Linked DNA regions of Homo sapiens: region 1 is linked to region 2. Evidence: chromatin contacts called from ENCODE Hi-C or POLR2A ChIA-PET data. All regions are on one chromosome and are shown on one strand. Each heading gives the region's core, a stretch centred on a gene start or an enhancer-like site at or near the end of the contact. The rest is flanking DNA. Distances are from core to core; before and after follow the strand shown. Region 1 overlaps SNX5 (sorting nexin 5). Region 2 overlaps LOC105372548 (a long non-coding RNA gene).

Evidence for each region. Hi-C counts contacts between places; a loop is a spot of excess contacts on that map. ChIA-PET counts read pairs that join two places held with the same protein, here RNA polymerase II (POLR2A). Pooled maps may share reads with other maps.
Region 1: a loop to region 2 is called in a pooled map, with 3 times the contacts of the local background. The contact joins two enhancer-like sites. A Hi-C loop is called at or near these places in 1 of 168 maps with a recorded cell type or tissue (HepG2) and 3 of 50 pooled maps. POLR2A ChIA-PET finds 5 or more read pairs at or near these places in 4 of 52 experiments (AG04450, H1, HepG2 and 1 more).

Annotation. Positions count from the first base shown.
Region 1 is chr20:17,937,612-17,942,181 of GRCh38, forward strand. It overlaps SNX5 (sorting nexin 5), which reads right to left. Exons shown (of 13, transcript NM_014426.4): 13 at 3,989-4,570. Among named protein-coding and RNA genes, the nearest start is that of SNORD17, 23 kb to the right of the region's middle. RefSeq lists enhancers at 1,101-1,694, 1,327-1,456, 2,697-2,786, 2,817-2,906, 2,882-3,473. Within about 2 kb of position 1,565, at least 11 of the 41 ENCODE cell types and tissues checked have a DNase peak (open chromatin) inside an H3K27ac peak, as active enhancers do.
Region 2 is chr20:17,876,174-17,881,355 of GRCh38, forward strand. It overlaps LOC105372548 (a long non-coding RNA gene), which reads left to right. Exons shown (of 4, transcript XR_937297.3): 3 at 2,082-2,208. Among named protein-coding and RNA genes, the nearest start is that of SNORD17, 84 kb to the right of the region's middle. RefSeq lists an enhancer at 1-582. Within about 2 kb of position 3,043, at least 4 of the 41 ENCODE cell types and tissues checked have a DNase peak (open chromatin) inside an H3K27ac peak, as active enhancers do.

The sequences.
Region 1 (4,570 bases), core at 315-2,814, 60 kb after region 2:
CAGTCTCCTGCTCCATTTCCTTGCAGCAAGTTTCAGTGGAAACTCTATACCCCAAACCCCCAAATCCCTACCCTTTGACTGATGCGAAAAATCCCCCCAAACAGGCCTTTGTTCCTTTAGCTGAGGACACACCAAATGTATTAATGAACGTGGATAAGAGCTGGAAGGCAACTATCAGAAGTGGCTGTGGACTAGGATTACAGGCTGTTATTTTCCTGGCCTGAATATTACAGGTCCCACAACTTAAGAAGCTTTAAAGGAGGTTTGTAAAGCATGTATTAAAAAATAAGGCAGGCCCAGTTGGGCAGTGGCTCATGCCTGTAATCCCGTTTTGGGAGGCTGAGATGGGAGGACTGTTTGAGGCCAGGAGTTCAAGACCACCCAGGGCAATATAACAAGACCCGTCTCTACAAAGATTTTTTTAAAAAAATTACTCAGGCATGGTGGCGTGTGCCTGTAATCCCAGTTACTTGGGAGGCTGAGGTGGGAGGATGGCTTCAGCCCAGGAGCTGGAGGCTGTCATGAGCCATGACCGCACCACTGCACTCCAGCCTGGGCAACAGTGAGACCCTGTCTCAGAAACAACCAACCAACCAAAAAAAAGAAAGGCTCAATTAAAAATTAAAATCCTCCCAAACAGCTACCTAAACCATTCACAACTTCTAGCTAATGAAGACTTTGGTTGGGTGGGGTGGTTGCTGAAGGCAGGGAAGAGGCTGGGAGGCTCAGGGCCTCTGTGCTTGTCTGCAGGGGGCCCTCACCTCTTCCTCATGGGAAGCAGGCCGTGGAAGGACAAAGATGCAAAAGAGCTGTTTTGGGGCCTCAGGAAAACTCCTCCATGGATCTCCACGGAGAGAGAGAACCAACAGCAGAAAACCTCCAGAATCCAACCCCAATGCTGGCATCCTGAATCGTTTTTTGTAAACAATTCCTATTCGGATAGGAAAAAAATCTAGAAACATTTAATAACTTATTCTTGAGATGTGGTATTTTACTGTTATTTTGTTTTACAAGATGTGGGGACTTCATTAAATCCCTACATGTATTAAAGTTAGAAATAAACATTAAAACCAAAAAAGTCAATGGTTTTGAATGGTGACAAACCAAACCTCCAATAAGAAATCACTGTGGGCAGCTCACCCACGCAAGGGGCACCTTGTGTATGTGCGAGGAGTGGATGGGGAAGGGCGTCCCCTGGACCTTGCAGACCCAGCTGTGTCTAAAGGACATAACTGATCACTGCCCAAATGTTGTCCACCACCCCCAACTTCCTTCCAGACACATCACATGGCCTGGCTGTGAACCCCCATCAACATCACAACTGTTTTGACACCAGGCTCAGATGGGGAGTTCTCGAACAGCATGGCCTCAGCAATGGAGGTTGTGTCTTGGGTAACCAGAAACCTGAAGCCCGCAGGAATCCTGGAGGGGACTGCTGGTCTGGGAAAACACCATTCAGAACTACTTAACTCTCAAGTAGCCTGACATTTCTCTTCCTGCTACCTTAGCTATAAGCTGATAATCTGAGCAGCTCTGCGGGGATACCAGGCTCCTGCTCAGCTGTGGGTGGGCAGGTGGCTGTGCTGGGTCGCCCCTGCCGCCTACAGGCAGAAAGCGGATGGTGCAAGGTTTCCTTCCAAACGGAAATCGCCCTTCACAGAGCTGAGCCTGGGAATTACCACAAAGAAACCTCACAAAGAAAAGGTGCGCAAGGCAAATGTTCAGAAAACAGACCCCTAAACCCTGAGATGGCACAAGTGAATGTGTTGGGTGGTGAACTGGCCAAATGCTTGTGCTCTGTCACCACAAACGACCCCAGTGGTCTGACATGACCTCAACGGCTTCACAGACCAGGGGTGTGCTTTCCTTCCTCGTGACAATCTCCTAATTTTGCTTTTCAGAGTGGGGGAGGGCGGGGAGAGGGGAGGTGGATGGCAGTTGTCCCTGTTGTCTAGTCTGGAGTACAGTGGTGTGATTTTAACTTACTACAGCCTTGAACTCCTGGGCACAAGCAGTCCTCCCACCACCTCAGCCCTCCAGGTGTATGCCACCACTGTAGGTTAGCATTTTTTGTAGACACGGTTGCGCTGTTTCTCAGGCTGGATCCTAGCTTTTAATGAAATCGTATGACATGTGAACTGTGCAGTTTTGCGTGTGCCACGAGGCAACTTTCTCAGCCGTGCCTTGGGCAAGTCACAGCCTTTTTGGCCTGGATGCCTTAAGGCAGCCCATCTGAAACCACTTCCCATTCCCATTTCTAGAAACCTTCAAGGGTTCCCTATGAATTGTGCACCCACATGGGTTTTCCTGGAGGATCACTAGTTCTCAGAACCATACAAGCACACAGCAAAAGCCTCTCCACACATCACCCTGAAGTGACCCAAATTCCCATTTCTCAATGTGGGACCTATGCTCTCCTGCACTCCAGCAAGATAGCTGTGGATTCCCACCTGATGCTGTTCCTCCTGCTGCCAAGTGCCTGCCTGCCTTTCCAGGTCTCAGCACACCACACAGGTCGCAGTCAGCATCTAAACCCATCCCCCCACCCCAGACCACTATGAATGCACCCTCACATACAGGTAAAGGTAGCAACTCACTAGGTGACTGACAGAAGGGGAAAGGTGACTACATCCCTGACCCAGAGTGCCTCAAATTTCCTAAGTGACTGTCAGGTGCAATTTAATGAAAAGCCTTGGAACAAATACAGCAGGTAAAACATCTACAATCATACCATCCATGAAGGCTGTATTAGAGATTGCTGGCATAAAACTAATTTGAGGGGCCTCTGAAGTGCTGACTCCAGCTCACAGATCAGTCAGCTGAGAGAGGCAGCCTAGATCACTTGGTGAGCAGCAGACCCAGCACTCAAGATTCATGCCTCTGCTGTCCATTTGACAAGGTTTAGTCTCAAGAAAATGCACCAAGGCCCCGAGGCCAACAGCCAGAGCTCCACCAATCAGGGCTGATCACACTGGTGCTCAAGCACTGCGGCCCAGGAACCTGACTGCAGGAGTGCTGGCTCTACACTAACAGAATGCTGGGCGTGTGTGGGTGGCTGCTGTGGACATTATGGGGGAGATGGGTAGGAAGGACAGATTTGGTTAGGAGCCCAGACTGAAGTTACAACTGCCAAGTTTAAATTCACTCATTTTGTGCACCGTTTCCCAAGTATGTACTGTGAAGGTAGAAGGCACTGTGGCCGCCTGTAAATAGCTGGGGAGGCAAGACACGAAGACCAGATAAATGTTAAGAAACATGCTCCCTGTATGTATTGAAATCAGTTCTGCAACCCTCATACCAGTTGGCTGTAACAGATGCTAAATGTGGTGGGTAAAATGTTTTTAGTCTCATGGTCTTACCATGAATTACTTATTAGAAAGGTAAAGGAGATTACCACCCTAAGTGCTCAGTCATCAACAAAGGAATAGACACACAACTCCTGAAGACATGTCATTGGCACCAGGGAGTGGTTTCGTGGAAGACAATTTTTCCATGGACAAGGTGGGGTGTGGAAAGGGATGGCTTCCAGATGAAACCATTCCACATCAGATCATCAGGCATTTGATTCTCCTAAGGAGCGCACAACCTAGACCTGTTGCATGCCCAGTTCACAATACTGGGTTTGCACTCCTATGAGAATCTAATGCTGCTGCTAATCTGACAGGAGGCGAACCTCAGGCGGCAATGCTGGCTCACCTCTTCCTAACAAGCCATGGACCTGAGACTGGGGACCACTGCCCTATGGTAAAGGCCCTGGCCAAAATGCAAACCTCCATCAGGTCAGGAGCAAACAGACAAACCCACATTTAGAGACCATCTAAAAAAGGCCTGGAGTACTTAAGAATGTCAAGACTAGGACAAATTTCCCCTGACCGCCCCCAGGACTCTGGGCAGAACCTGAAAACCCTGTAACCACAGCCAAACCCTAGCACCACCTGCACTCCTGGGACACACTCTGGTTGTAGTTTCCACGAAAACAGGCCGTACATTAGTAGCACGATTATTTTATTATATGCTTTATAAAAAAACAAACACCCAAAGACATACAACACACCGCCCTCACCCCCCAGCGGCCATTAGGGAGGGGGCTTATACTTTTCCTAATGTAGATCTGGCCATCTTATAAAGCAGACCACATTATTTGTTTCCATATATACCTGTAGATATTTCTCTCCCCTCAAATATTTATATCTCGACTAAAAAAAGGAGGTGCAAAGAGTATATAAAGATAAATGAGATTTTCTTGCTGTTGTTATAGTACAAACACCAGATGACTACCAGTGGAGTAACAGGGCAAAACAAAAACACAAACCCCACCTTCAGTGAGGAATGGAAGGTCTGTTACCGACCTCAAGTAGCTGAATCACCTGCTGTAACTGGCACCTCCCTGACAATCATGGGTTTGTAGGGACATGGGCCAGGTGATGGCTTCTACTTGTTTCCAGAAGGCTAATGTGTCCTACACCCTTTCTTAGTAACTAAAGACGAACTACGGGAGAACCCAGTATTTGGATTCTGCCCAGAGGTATTAAATGCACAAGGAAAAATTAGTTATGTCCAAGTAGCAAGC
Region 2 (5,182 bases), core at 1,793-4,292:
AGCAAGCCAAGTGGAACGCCTGTGTCTGAGCAGTAGGGCAGAGACCCCGCTCTGCCTGAGCAGCGGAGACATCTCAGATCTCGCGGTTGCAGAGGATCTGCTTCCCCCTCAGATGCCTGCAGGGGGAAAGAAGCGGAGGCAGGGGGAAAGAAGCGGAGGCAGGGGGTTGTCCTGGCTCACTCTGAGCCCGCCTGGCCTGGGTAGCAGGAACAGGAACTCCATAGTGGGGACGAGGTTAGAGAGGAGGTGCTAGCCGGCTGCAGCCCCTCACAGGCAGGGCAGCCAGTTACATCTGAATTACAGATAAACCAGAAATACTTGTAGTTTAAGCATGGCCCAAGGACTAGGGCAGTGGCAGTGGGGGTAAAGAAGGGGAGAGGTTTAAGATTGTATTTGAAGGAACTGAAATCAGGATCTTGAAGAGATGATATCTGCGCACCCAGGTTCATTGCGGTGTTACTCACAAATGGCCAAGATCTGGAAACAACCTAAATGTCCGTCAGTGGAAAAATGGATAAAGAAATTGTAGTATACACCTATGAGGGAATATTATTCGACATTTAAAAAGAAGGAAATCCAGGGCCAGGGTGGTTGGTCACACCTGTAATCCCAGCACTTTGGGAGGCCAAGGCAGGAGAATCAATCACTTGAAACCAGAAGTTTGAGACCAGCCTGGGCAACAAAGCAAGATCCTGTCTCTACAAAAAATTTAAAAATTAGCCGGGTATCATGGCGCATGCCTGTAGTTTGAACTGCTCAAGAGGATGAGGCAGGAGGATCACTTGAGCCCAGGAGCTGGAGGCTGCCCTGAGCTATGACAGCACTGTTGCATTCCAGCCTGGGCAACAGAGCGAGACCCGGTATCTAAAAAAGAGAAAGAAAGAAGAAAGGAGGGAAGGAAGGAAGGGAGAGAGGGATCAATCCTGCCATTTGTGACAACATGGATGGACCTGGAGGACATGATGAGATCCTGAAGTAACTCAGACAGAGAAAATCAAATACTGCTCTTTCTCTCTTATACATGGAACGGAAAACAGCCAAACTCATAGAAGCAGAAAGTAGAATGATGATTGCCAGGGACTGGGAAGAGGGGGAAACAGAGTGATGTTGGTCAAAGGGTACAATGTCTCAGTTACGCAGGATGAATACATTCTGGAGATCTACTGTACAACTAGGGCCTGTGATTAACAATACTGTACTGTACACTTACACATTTGCTAACAGAGTAGATCTCATGTTTAGTCCTCTTACCACATAAGGAAATGAAAAAGAAACAGAGGAGACGGAAGGACACTTAGAGTGATGGATAAGTTTATGGCCTTGATGAATGTTTTCGCAGGTGTGTACATATCTCCATCCATCAAGTTGTATACATTAAATATCTACAGGCTGGGCGTGGTGGCTCATGCCTGTAATCCCAGCACTTTGGGAGGCCATGGCGGGTGGATCACTTGAGGTCAGGAGTTTGAGACCACCTGGGCAACATGGTAAAACCCCATCTCTACTAAAAATGCAAAAATTAGCCAGGCATGGTGGCTCATGCCTGTAATCCCAGCTACTCGGGAGGCTGAGGTATGAGAATCATTTGAACCTGGGAGGTGGAGGTTGCAGCAAGCCGAGATCACACCACTGCACTCCAGCCTGGGAGACAGAGCAAAGTTCCGTCTCAAAACAAACAAAAAAAAAACCTACAGCTTTTTGTGTGTCAATCATACCTCCACACTATGGTTTAAAAAAAGCATGTGATTTGGAGATGGATGCTCTGTGGATTGGTAATAAGTTAGATGTAGGAGACAAGGACATGGGAGAAATCAAGAACAACCCCCAGGCTTCAGGCTTGAGCTACCTCTGGGTTCATGGGACCACTTACTGGGGATGGGAGGGCAGGGCAGGATCAGACTAGAGAGGGGAACCAAGGCTTCTGTTTCTGGTGCTGTTAAATTTGGGAGGATTATTTGAGCCTGAAGTGGAGATTATGGTTATCCAAGCCTGGAGATTCCGGAATTAAGGGAAGGTCTGGCTGTGGCGTTACCAGCACCTGGGTGGAATTTAAAGCCATGGTTCTGGATGCAACCTTGTAGGAAGTGAGAGTTCAGAGAGCAGAGACAACTGTCCAGAGCTAGACCTTGAAGACTCCTCAACGCTGAAGGTCACCGAGAGGAGGGACAGCCAAGGAAACTGAGTCGCAGCAGCCGTGGAGGCAGGCGGGTGAGCACAGAGGGCAACAGAGGGGAGGTTTCTCTGAGCAGCGGGGGTGGCCGCGTTGGATGTTACTAGGAGGACTGATAAGATGGGAAGGGGCAGCCAAAGCCAGCCTGCAGTGAATTGAAGGGGGAACATGAGGAGAGGAAGCCGAGGCAGCCAACGTACCCACCACCGTCAGGAAGCCCTGCAGTGCTGGCTGGGGCAGGGGGCAGATTGAGTAGAGGCCACCGGAGGGCCAGTAAGATTGGGCAGGTCTTCATCGGTGACCTTTGGATGGGTTCCCTGCCTGGAAACATAGAGACAAATCCTGACTGCCCTTGAATTGGCAGTGGGACCTCAGGCAAATTGAGTTGAGTGAGAGATAGTATATAAGGGTGTTTTAATGTGTGCTGAGTGATACAGAGTGGGAGGGATGAACACCCCATGGTAGGTACATGCACACAGGGGGACCCCGCTCAGCAACAGCAGGGGACAAGCTACTGAAACCCACAGCAACGAGGACAGATTTCAGAATCGCTACAGGGAGGGAAAGAAGCCAGAATTCAGAAGGGCACCTGCAGTACAAATCATTTCTAAGAAGTTTTAGAACAGGAAACACTCATCTATAATGAAATAAAAACCTGAACAGGGGTTGCCGCAGGGGGCAGTGTGGGGGTGGCCTGACTGGCAAGGGACACGAAGGAACCTTCTGAGGGGACGGGAACATCCTTCCCTTGGGAGGAGTCTGATTTAACAGATGTCTGCATTTGTCACAATCCAGCAAATGGTGCACTTAAGATTGGAACATTTCACTCTATGTAAATTTTACCTAAAATGAACTATAAAGGCATTCCTGAATGCTACTTAATGATATACATGTGGAGACCTTTGGGAGTGAAGTGTACTGAGGTTTGTGGCTCCCCTTGAAAGGTGGAAAACAATAAGATGAAGTAATGGGTAGATGCAGAGCTGTGTGATGAAGAGATACAGTAAAATGCCATCTAGGGGGTACATATGTGGGTGTTCACTGGAAAATGCATTCAACTTTTCTGTGTGTTTGAAAATCTTTATAATAAAATGTTGAGGGGAAATTTAAAAAAAAGGATGTGAAACTACTTTTCTTTTCTTTTTTTTTTTTTTTTTTTGAGACAGAGTTTCGCTCTTTGTTGCCCAGGCTGGAGTGCAGTGGTGTGATCTCGGCTCACTAAAACCTCCGCCTCCTGGGTTCAAGAGATTCTCCTGTCTCAGCTTCCCAAGTAGCTGGGATTACAGGCACCCACCACCACACCCGGCTAATTTTTGTATTTTTAGTAGAGACAGGGTTTCACCATGTTGGCCAGGCTGGTCTTGAACTCCTGACGTCAGGTGATCTGTCCACCTCGGCCTCCCAAAGTGCTGGGTTTACAGGTGTGAGCCGCTGCGCCTGGCCAAGAAGACTTTTCATCCAATGCAAAGATACTTGTTGGGCACCTGCCATTATGTCAGGTGCTGCAAGGCAGGGGACGCAGTGCTGATGGAGATGTCCAAAGCTATGGCACGAGGCATCATCCAAGTGACAGGCAACTGAGCCAGCTCCTCAGAGCAGAGCGCTGTCGTTGTCCCTTCTCAGAGAGGACACCCAGGGCCAGAGGCAAAGGAGGAAAGCACAAGTGGGTCTGCTAGGAACTAATTTAAAGAAGCAAGTCAGCTGGGCTCGGTGGCTCACACCTATACTCCCAGCGCTTTGGGAGGCCAAGGCAGGAGGATCACGAGCCCAGGCATTCAAGGCCAGCCTGAGCAGCATGGCAAGACCCTATCTCTACAAACAAAAATTAAAAAAAAAAAAAAAAAAAAGAACAAGTCTCTGGGGCCTGTGCAAAGGGCAGCAGGGTGACTGGGTCCCCGGAGATTTGGGTTGGGATATTCAACACGTGCCTCGGAGAATGAAAATACAGTCAGGTTTGGGAACAACCACTTCAACCCCAGGGGTTGAAATATGCCCCCATCTAACTGCCCACTGCTCGGGGCTTCTGAACGTTTCAGCCCCTCCGTTATAAACAAGGGAACAGGAAACCCAGGATTGCCCTCCCCACCAAAGGTGTATCTGTAGGAATGTTCACCATAGCCTTGTTTTTTGTTTGTTTGTTTTTTTGAGACAGAGTCTCTCTCTGTCACCCAGGCTGGAGTGCAGTGGCACAATCTCGGCTCACTAAAACCTCTGTCTCTCAGGTTCAAGCGATTCTCCAGCCTCAGCCTCCTGAGTAGCTGGGATTACAGGTGCCTGCCACGACACTTGACTAATTTTTGTATTTTTAGTAGAGATGGGGTTTTGCCATCTTGGCCAGGCTGGTCTCGAACTCCTGACCTCAGGTGATATGCCTGTCTCAGCCTCTCACAGTGCTAGGATTACAGGCATGAGCCACCGCGCCCAGACCCCATGGCCTTGTTTTTAAGAGTGAACATGTGGCAGCCGCTGCCACATGCAGCTACAGGGGACTGGGTCAGTCATTTATGATGGTTTAAAGTGCAATGGAACTCCATGCAACTGTCAGAATTAGTGAAATAAATCTATAGGTCCTGGACCTTGAACTGCCCAAAACTTAATATATTGTTAAATATATATACACACACAGACATATAATATGTACATTATGATCCCATTTACATAAAACTATATGTAGGTAAATGTGTGTAGATACATATATATAGGTGTGAATATAAATATATATAAATACACACGCACACACAGAGCACCATAATAAAGTTCACCAAAATGCTAATAACAGTGATCTCTTCATAATGGAATTTGAATCATTTTTTCTTCACTTTCTTCTTGGTATTTTTCTACATTGTTTAAAATTTCACAATAAGTGTATATAATTTTAATGAAGCAATTATTTTTAAAAAAAATAATTGTGCAGGAGGTTTCAGAGTAAGTTGATGTCCACAAAGTGCTTAAGAGACTGTCACTTTGGCCGGGCGCAGTGGCTCACGTCTGTAATCCCAGCACTTTGGGAGG